2 separate regions of the Homo sapiens genome follow, and region 2 is linked to region 1. A link is an interaction called in ENCODE POLR2A ChIA-PET data of the cell type or tissue named here. Cell type or tissue: endothelial cell of umbilical vein. All regions are shown on one strand.

What was found. Peaks named below come from ENCODE experiments on the same cell type or tissue, not always from the same donor. Only the 100,000 strongest peaks of a DNase experiment are listed, where the experiment ranks them.
Region 2: POLR2A ChIA-PET joins it to region 1 with 6 read pairs; 1 of 35 experiments calls an interaction of 5 or more read pairs at or near these places.

The regions. Positions count from the first base shown.
Region 1 is chr14:71,633,787-71,638,786 of GRCh38, reverse strand. The region is part of intron 7 of SIPA1L1 (signal induced proliferation associated 1 like 1); the gene reads right to left. Among named protein-coding and RNA genes, the nearest start is that of SNORD56B, 240 kb to the right of the region's middle. In endothelial cell of umbilical vein, no CTCF peak of the experiment used is centred here; a DNase peak (open chromatin) is centred at 2,516.
Region 2 is chr14:71,204,854-71,209,853 of GRCh38, reverse strand. No RefSeq gene overlaps it. Among named protein-coding and RNA genes, the nearest start is that of SIPA1L1, 110 kb to the left of the region's middle. In endothelial cell of umbilical vein, no CTCF peak of the experiment used is centred here; a DNase peak (open chromatin) is centred at 2,833.

The sequences.
Region 1 (5,000 bases):
TTGCAGTTCCAGGTTGTTTATCTATAGATTCCTTAGGGTTTTGCAAACAGACCAGCATGTCATCTGAAATAGGGAGTTTTATTTTTCCACTGCTGCGTCTACATGCCTTTTCTTTTACTTGCCTTACTGCACTGACTAGAACTTCTTGTACTATGTTGAATAGCAGTGTTAACAGCACATATCCTTCCCTTTCTCCAGTCTCTTACCATTAAGAATAATGCAAGCTATAGAAGTTTTGTAGATGTTCTTCATCAAGCTGAGAAAGTTCCTCTGTATTACTAGTTTTTATCATAAATAAGTTCAAATTTTATCAAATGCTTTTTCTGCACCAATTGATATTACCACGTGATTTTTCTTCTTTAGTCTGTTAGTACGATGGGCTACATTAATTGATTTTTCAATACTGAATCAGCCTTGCATCTCTAGAATAAATCCAACTAGGTCATGGTCTACAAAATTTTTTTCTACTTTATTATATTTGCTAATTTTTTTTTCAAGGAATTTTACATGTATATTCATGAGGGATGTGGTCAGTAGTTTTCTTTTTTCCTACCTTTGTCTGGCTTTGGTATTAGGGCTTCATAAAGTTAAATTTAAAATGTTTCTTATCTTGTATTTTCTGGAAGCAATTGTGCAGAACTGGTGATAATTCTTTAAATGTTAGGTAGACTTCCCAGGAAAACCATCTGGCCCAGTAGATTTCATTTTTGGAGTTTTAAAATTATGAATTCAATTTTTTTCAATAATCATAGGGCTATTCAAATATTCTGTTTCAGTTAGCTGAGTTGTGACTGTTTTCTGAGGAGTTCTCCCATTTCATCTTGTCAAAATTGTATGTATTCAGCTGTATACAGTATTTCTTTAATACATTGTTGCTATTGGGGGCGTTGGTGGTAATATCTAATTTCATTCCTGATAGAGTAGTACCCCTGTATTCATGAGGGATATGTTCCAAGACCTTCAGTGGATGCCTGAAACCATGGATAGTACCGAACCCTATATAACTATATACCATGTTTTTCCCTCTACCTAAAAATCTATGATAAAGTTCTTATTTTTTTTTTTTTAAGAGTCTCACTCTGTCAACCAGGCTGGAGTACAGTGGCTTGACCATGGTTCACTGAAGCCTCCAACTTCTGGACTTAATTGATCCTCCTGATTCAGCCTCTTAACTACAGACATGAGCCACCAAGCCTGGATACTTTTTTTTTAAATTTTTTGTAGAGACAGTGTCTCACTATGTTGCCCAGGCTAATGCTGACCTTCTGGCCTCAAATGATCCTCCCACCTCAGCCTCCTGAGTTGCTGAGATTATAGGTGTGTCACTGCGCCCAACTCGATAAAGTTTAATTTATAAATCAGACATAGTAAGAAATTAACAACTAGTTATAAAATAGAACGATTATGACAATACAATGTAATAAAAGTTAAGTGAATGTACAATGTACTCTCTCTCTCTCAAAATATCTTATTGTATTGTACTCTCCTATTTTTAGAGCACAGTTGACTGCAGAAAGCGAAACCATGAATACTGAGGGACTACCGTGTTGACAAGATTTGTATTGTCTGTTTTTCTTTGTCAGTCTTGTTAGAGGATTTTCAATTTTATCATCTTTTCAAAGATCTAGCGTGTGTGTGTGTGTGTGCACGCGTGCACACACAGGATCTGGGTTTTATGAAAAAAAAAAAATTTTTTTTTAAACCCCAAAGATGTAGCTGTTTTTTTTTTTTTTTTAAAGATGGAGTCTCATTCTGTCACTCAGGCTGGAGTGCAGTGGCGCCATCTCAGCTCACTGCGACCCCTGCCTCCCGGGTTCAAATAATTCTCCTGCCTCAGCCTCTTGAGTAGCTGAGATTACAGGCATGCACCACCATGCCCGGCTAATTTTTGTATGTTTAGTAGAGTCGTGGTTTCACCATGTTGGCCAGGCTGGTCTCAAGTGATCCACTCACCTGATCGCAAGTGATCTGCCCACCTCGGCCTCCCAAAGTGTTGGGATTATAGGCGTGAGCCACCTCGCCTGGCCAGATCTAGCCTTTCATTTCATTAATTTCCTCAAATGTTTTTCTATTTTTAATTTCATTGATTTCTGATCTATACCATTTCCTTCTTTCTAGTTGCTTTGGATTTATTTTGCTCTTCTCTTTCTAGTCATATAAGGTTATGAGCTTAGATTACTGGTTTGAGATGTTTTGTCTTTTCTAACGCAGCATTTCATACTGTCAATTTCCCCCTCAGCCTGCTTTAATTGCATCCCACAAAGTTTCATATGTTGTCTTTTCCTTTCCATTCAGTTTACATACATTTTTTCATTTCCCTTGAAGTGTTTTCTTTGACCTACTGGTTACTTAGAAATCTGTTTTTTTAGTTTCCAAGTGCTTAGAGATTTTTCCATTATGTTTCTGTTATTTCTAGTTTGATTCCAGTTTGATTAGAAAATATACTTTTTGTTATTTCACTTCTTTTAAATTTGAGGATGTTTATTTCATGGGACAGGATGTCTATCTTGGCATACATTCCATGTGCAACTGAAAAGAACATGTATTCTGCTGTTGTGAGTAAAGTGCTTTATGTCAATTAGATCCTATTGGTTGATGTTGTGAAGTTCTATGTCTTTGCTGATTTTCTGTCTAGTTTTCCTTTCCATTGTTGAAGGAGAGATGTTAAAATCACCAACTATAATTGTGTATTTACCTATTTCTCCTTTTAGTTTCATCAGTTTTTTTCCTTCACATTTACAGCTCTGTTTGATGCACATATACCTAGGATTGCTGTCTTCTTGGTGGATTGACCTCTTCATCATTATGCAATGATCCTCTCTGTCTCTGTTAACTTTCTTTGCTCTGAAGTTTACTTTACCTGACATTACTAAGCCCTATAGCTTTCCTTTGATTCATGTTTGCATGGTCTTTTTCCATTCTTTCCTTTCAACTACTTATATTTCAAGTAACTCTATAGTTTATATAATTAGATAATGCTTTTTAAAATCCAGTCTACCAATCTCTGTCCTTTAATTGGTATATTTAGATCTTTTGCTTTTAATGAACTAATTTCTGCATTAGAGTTTAAGTCTGTCATTTTATCTTTCATTTATTTTATCTTTCTGAGAATTACTTGAGTGCTCTTTAGAATTCTTTTCTGATTTATCTATAGGGCTTTTGAATGTATCTCTTAGAACTTAAGTATTATTAGTGATTGCTCTATGTATTACTATATATATCTTTATCTATGTAGTTGATATCTACATGCACCGTTTTACCAATTGAAGCGAAGTGTAGAAACTTTACCTCTCTTTAGTCTCTTTACTCTCTGCCATTTATAAAACACTTACATTAAAAAATTCTTGTACATATGTTTGAAAAGCACATTTGACATTGTTATAGCATTTGCTTCAAATGGCAAAATAATTTAGAAAACTCATTAAGAAAAGTATTTACCCATATTTTTACTCTTTCCTTCTCTCTGAAGTTCCAAGATCCCTTTTTTTCTGTTTGTTTGTTTGTTTTGAGATGGAGTTTCGCTTTTGTTGCCCAGGCTGGAGTGCAATGGCGTGATCTCAGCTTACTGCAATGTCCACCTCCTGGGTTCAAGTGATTATCTTGCCTCAGCCTCCCGAGTACCTGGGATTATAGGCACCCACCATCACACCTGGCTAATTTTTTGTATTTTTAGTAGAGACGGGGTTTCACCATGTTAGGCAGGCTGGTCTCGAACTCCTGATGTCAGGTGACCCACCCGCCTCGGCCTCTCAAAGTGCTGGGATTACAGGTGTGAGCCACCGTGCCCTCCCAAGATCCATTCTTTTATCACTTCCTTTCTGTTTAGATAACTTAGCTATTTTTTTTTTTTTGAGACGGAGTCTCACTCTGTTGCCCAGGCTGGAGTGCAGTGGCACGATCTCTGCTCACTGCAAGCTCCGCCTCCCAGGTACCCACCATTCTCCTGCCTCAGCCTCCTGAGTAGCTGGGACTACAGGCTCCTGCCACCACGCCTGGCTAATTTTTTGTATTTTTAGTAGAGATGGGGTTTCACCATGTTAGCCAGGATGGTCTTGATCTCCTGACCTTGTGATCCACCCTCCTAAGCCTCCCAAAGTGCTGGGATTACAGACGTGAGCCACCGCGCCCGGCCAACTTAGCTACTTTTTAAGGGTAGGTTTCCTGGTAACAAGTTCTCTTAATTTTCCTTTATCTGAGAATGTCTCAATTTCATTCCTGAAGGATATTCTCCCTGAACACAGAATTCTGGGTTGACAGTTCTTTTCTTCCATCTCCTGAAAAATTATCATGCCACTTCCTTCTGGCCTCCATGATTTCTGATAAAAAAAAAAAATCTGTGATTCAAATTGTTCTTCCCTTATAGGTGGGTTTTTTTTTTTTTTTTGAAATGGAGTTTTGTTCTTGTCACCCAGGCTGGAGTGCAGTGGCGTGATCTTGGCTCACTACAACCTCCGTCTCCTGGGTTCAAGCAATTCTCCTGCCTCAGCCTCCCGAGTAGCTGGGATTACAGGTGCCCGCCACCATGCCCAGCTGATTTTTTGTATTTTTAGTAGACACAGGGTTTCGCCATGTTGGGCAGTCTGGTCTCAAACTCCCAACCTCAGGTGATCCACCTGCCTCTGCCTCCCAAAGTGCTGGGATTACAGGCATGAGCCACCGTGCCCAGCCGTTCTTCCCTTATAGGTAACATGTCATTTATCTTTTGCTTCTTTCAAGTTTTTTTTTTTTTTGTATTTAGTGTTCAAAAATTTTACTATGATGTCTCTTGCTGTGGACTTCTTTGGATTTATACTGTTTGGGATTTGCTCAGTTTCTGTCATGTGTGGGTTTACACCTTTGACCAAATTTGGGAAACTTCTTACCAAATATTTCTTTGAATACTTTTTCAAGGCCTGCCATCTTTCTCCTCTTCTTCCAAGACACAATTGTTAAATATTTTATTATAGCCCCACAAACCGTGAAGCTCTGTTCATTTGTTTCCCCCAGTCTACTCTTTGTTG
Region 2 (5,000 bases), 430 kb after region 1:
ACTAGTTATAGATATGTAGTATATGAAAGCTGTTGGAAAATGGTAAAGTGCTGTACAAATACAGTCATCATTCGATATCTGAGGGGGATTGATTCCAGGACCCCCTCACCCCAGGACACCAAAATCCAAGGATGCTTAAGTCCACAATATAAAATGGTGTAGTATTTGCATATAACCTACACACAGCCTCCCATATACTTTAAATCATCTCTAGGTTACTTTTAAAACCTAATAAAATGTAAGCGCTATACAAATGGTCATTACACTGTATTGATTTTTTAAATTGTATTATTTTTATTGTTGTTGTTGTTGTTGTTTAATGTTTTCAATCTGCAATTGGTTGAGTCCATGGATGCGGACCCAGCAGGTAGGGAAGGCTGACTATATAAAGCTTTGTTAGTTATTAGTGTAGGGAGAAGAAAAAATACCAAAACAAGAGGTAGGGCAGGATTCTTCTGCCTGCCTTGCTGCTCACCCCTTGATGGGCAGGCCCACTGCAAGCCTCTCTGGATCTTCATTTTTCACCTGTAAAACAAGGTTAATCTCCCTGATCCTACCCATGGTCAAAAATGATCCCCGGCTTTTTCACGCTCCCAAGGCACGTGGCCCAGGTTTTTACTTGACCTGTATTTCACTCTGTCTAGTGCGTGATTTTTCTCAATACTTCAGCTAATTGTTTACACAACTCCTGACTCAGCAGATTATAAGCTCCATGAAGGCAGGGACTGATGGGGAACATAGTCAATAATTTTTCATTTTCAGTCATTTACTTAAATATTTATTGAGGTCACTAGGCACTGTGTTAAACTCCAGAAATATAGCAGCGAGCAACTCAGACAAAATCTCAGCTCTCTCACTTTGCTTTCTGGTGGGGAAGATAGATAGTAATGATAAAACATAACATAAACAGGAAAAATAAAAGACAGCAGGGCTCCTGTGTTGCACACCTGCAGGGGGCACTGTTTGCACCAATGTAATATTAATGGCTGTCTCTAATGTGCAAAGGCAGCGGCTCTGGGGATGCTATATCCCCAGGGTCTGGCCTAATGCTTGATATGTGGTAAGCATTCTGTAAATATTTATTCAAGAATAAGTGAATGAATAAATGAGTGGTCTTAGTGTGGTAAAGTCTTTTAATATCCAACTATATCCATGTTTCTCTCTTTTGGCATACACCTGCTGGCTCCTTGGAGTTAGTAAAGCCATGGGACTGATTCTGCCCAGTGAGATGTAAGCAGAAGTGTTGGAATTTACTTCTGGATGAGCACCTGACCACCTCCAGCTGTTTCTTCCCCTGCTGCAATGACTAGGGCAGCTGCAAGATAGTGGATTCTCCATTGCCCTGAGCCCCTGAGTGATTTTGTGGAGCAGAGCAGACCCTCATTGGATATGAAGCATTTGCAAGATGAGCCTTTGTTATGTTAAGGCCCCAAGACTGTGGGGTTGTTTGTTACCATGGCATAGCCCAACCCATTCTGACTGATGGTCTCACTCTCCTGTAAGCTATCTGAGGGTGGGGCCGTGGGGCTCAGCATAGGAGCAATCTGTAAATGTTCAAAAAGAATTGATAGAAGAAAGAGTAATTCACATTGATTAATAAATATTATCAGTCTCTTTTCCCTCTGCTTGAATTCCTCAGCTCTTAGGAAACAGGATGGCTAGATTGTTCATTTCCAATGGGTGGGTTTCCTTTTATCCCTAAAGCCCTCTCTGTGGCAGGTGAGGCAATGCTGCCCTTTTCCACACATGAAAAAAACACCAGTTTCTTTCCATGCGACTCAAACAATCTGGAGGAAGGACATAGGAAAACCCCCAGAGTTGGAGCAAATGGGGTCTTTGCCTACTCAAGCCTCTTCAGTGTGGCTTGCATGAAACAGAGAGATATTTGCAGCTGTACTGTGAATCCAGACAAGTACGGACAAAAATTCTCCATTCCCCACAGGGTGGAGAATACACTGCTATAGATCTCTTTCCTTAGACCAGGGGTCCTCAGACCGTGGCGTGCATCTGAGTCCCCTGGAGGGCTGATTCAAACAGATTGTCAGTGCCCACCCCAGAATCTGTGATGTAATTTGTTTGGAGTGGGGACTGGGAATGTGCATTTCTAATAAACTCTCTGATGAAGCTGATGCTACAAATCCAGGGACTATATTTGGAGAAACCATTGCATACGACTGATGTTCTCTCTGGCTTTCAAAGTCAAGAGTAAATGCAACACCTGTGAGACTAGCGCTATAACCTGTTATTAGTCATTAACAACATGGGATCAACTAATTTTTTTCAGATTACCCAGATGATAAGGGGAGACAAGATGGAGGAAATAAAAGTTTCAGGAAGGGGTGGGCCTGGGAAAGAATACAGTTTTGAGGACTGCTGCCCAGAGGAGGGACTGACGATGTCTTAAAAGAAGGTCCTGGGGTTGAGAGCCAGAAGGAACCAGGGGCCAATATGGGTGCAGAGGTGGCCGTGGAAAGACAAATTTGAGGGCTTATCCTTGCATAGTGAAAAGAGGGCCTGGACTTGGAGTCCAAAATCCTGCAGGCCTTTCCCATGAGACCTTGTAGCTGCTGGCAGCAGCTGAGGTGAGCCACTTTGTTAAGTTGTTAAGCAGACTTAACAGCTCTTGTAGGGAGAGCGTGCCAGGGTTAACTCAGCCTCCAGCCTTAACCTCTTTTGCACGAGGAGGTAGGTAAGCCTTTCCCAGGACCCCATGCCCAGTGCACTGTCTGCATCGAGCCTGTGTTCCAGCATCTTCCTGCTGGCTTATTATCAGTGGTCCCCAGCAGAACAGAGTTGTGCTGTGCCAAGGGTTAGCGTAGGTGGCTGTGACTCACTCAGCCTCCTGGGGAAGCAGATGCTGCCACTGTAACCAGCGCTGCCAGGGAAACAGGCTAAATAAATCCCAGATCCTTGTAGAGGGCAGAGAACAAGCTGCCTGCAGCCAGTGAGCCAGCAGCTCTGGTTCTGTTCAGGTTCAGCCACTGCAACAGCCTGTGTCCAGCTCTCAGCTTCGGGACTAACTGGGGACTGGGATTGAGAACAGAAACAACAGAGCCTTGTGCAGAGGCTGGAGCATGTGACGAGAGGTGATGTATTAGTCCGTTTTCATGCTGCTGATAAGACGTCCTCGAGACTGGGTAATTTATAAAGAAAAAGAGGTTTAATGGACTCACAGTTCCACATGGCTGGGGAGGCCTCACAATCATGGCGGAAGGCAAGGGAAGAACAAAGGCAGGTCTTACATGGTGGCAGGCAAAGTGAGAACGAGAACCAAGTGAAAGGGGTTTCCCCTTATAAAACCATCAGATCTCGTGATACTTATTCACTACCAAGAGAACAGTATGGGGGAAACCATGCCCATGATTCATTTATCTCCCACTGGGTCCCTCCTACAAAATGTGGGAATTATGGGAGCTAACGATGAGATTTGGGTGGGGACACAGCCAAACCATATCAAGTGATCAGAAGGCTGTGTCTGATGATGGGTGCCCATGCACAGCTGCAGCACCCATGCTAAGCCTTAGTCACTAGGCTGATGAGTTCACACAGATCCCTCTCTGAAAATCTGTGATATTTGTGCTTACTGTTGGGTTGGGGAGAAGAGATGAGAAACTCAACTCTTTTTTTTTTAAGACAGGGTCTCACTCTGTCACCCAGGCTGGAGTGCATTGGTGCGATCTTGACTCACTGCAACCTCTGCTTCCTTGGTTCAAGCTATTCTCATGCCTCAGCTTCCTAAGTAGCTGGGACTATAGGCACGGGACACCACATCTGGCTAATTTTTGCATTTCTTGGTAGAGATGGGATTTCACCATGTTGGCCAGGCTGGTCTTGAACTCCTGATCTCAAGTGATTCACCCGCCTTGGCCTCCCAAAGTGCTGGGATTACAGACGTGAGCCACTGTGCCTGGCCAAGAAACTCACTCTTGATTCTCTTCTCCTTCCTATTTGGAAAGGAGCAGCTCCCTCACTAGACAATGTGAAGCTGCCCTCTATTCCAAATGGCCAGAAATCGACCCCCTGAGAAGTGTCTGCTTTGTCATAAACCAAGAAGAGGAAACTGAGGCCAGAAGATGCAATGACCTAGCCAAAGCCCCACAGAGGCTTTTAGAGGCAGCGTCAGGCTGGGCTCCTGGTATCCTGGACACAGAGCCTCATCATTTCCCACTGGACACTGCACCCCATGGAAACAATTGTATGGACCTTAGGGAATTTGCTTTACCATGAATATCTGCTCTTACAGGCAGTGGGTGGTGCCATTAGTAACATACACTGCTTTTTCCATGAGCAGCAGGGAGTCTCTAGCCAACTTTCTCCAACTTCATCAACTCCTAATCCAGGCTAATGAGTCCCTGGCTCTACCAGTGAGATAGTGGAAATCCCAAGAGTTTTTAGGTTTGCCTAACATCCTATCATTGCAAGGTCAGGAACAGAACCAGAGGTGGGCCTCCTGGGTTTTCAAACCAGCCCTCCTGAGGTAGTGAATGTCCAAACTCATCAGTCTCACCTGATGATTCTCAGGTAATTTCCCTAGAAGTCCCCACTCCCTATTCCCAGACAAGGCTCACAACATGGCCCAGTGGTATTAGCACATTTTTATGGCCCCAGGTTTCCCTGAGGTAGGAGGCAAGACTTGACTCTGGAGGCTCGGCTCAGACACTGGACCAGGTTGAGGACTAGCTAAAACAGGGAGGAGGCGAAAGCACCTCTCCATAAGACACATCCACCAGCATGCCATGTCAGTTTACCATTGCCATGGCTACACCAGGAAGTTACCAGCCCTTCCATGGTAATGACCTGACAACCCATAAGTTACCACTCTTTTTCTAGAAATTTCTGCATAATCTTCCCCTTAATTTGCATATTATTAAAAGTGGGTATACACATGACTGCAGAACTGCCTCTGAGCTGCCATTCTGGGTGCACTGCCCTGCCTAGGGGTAGCCCTGCTCTCCTGCTGCTGCACACTGCTGCTTCAATCAAAGTTGCTGTCTAACACC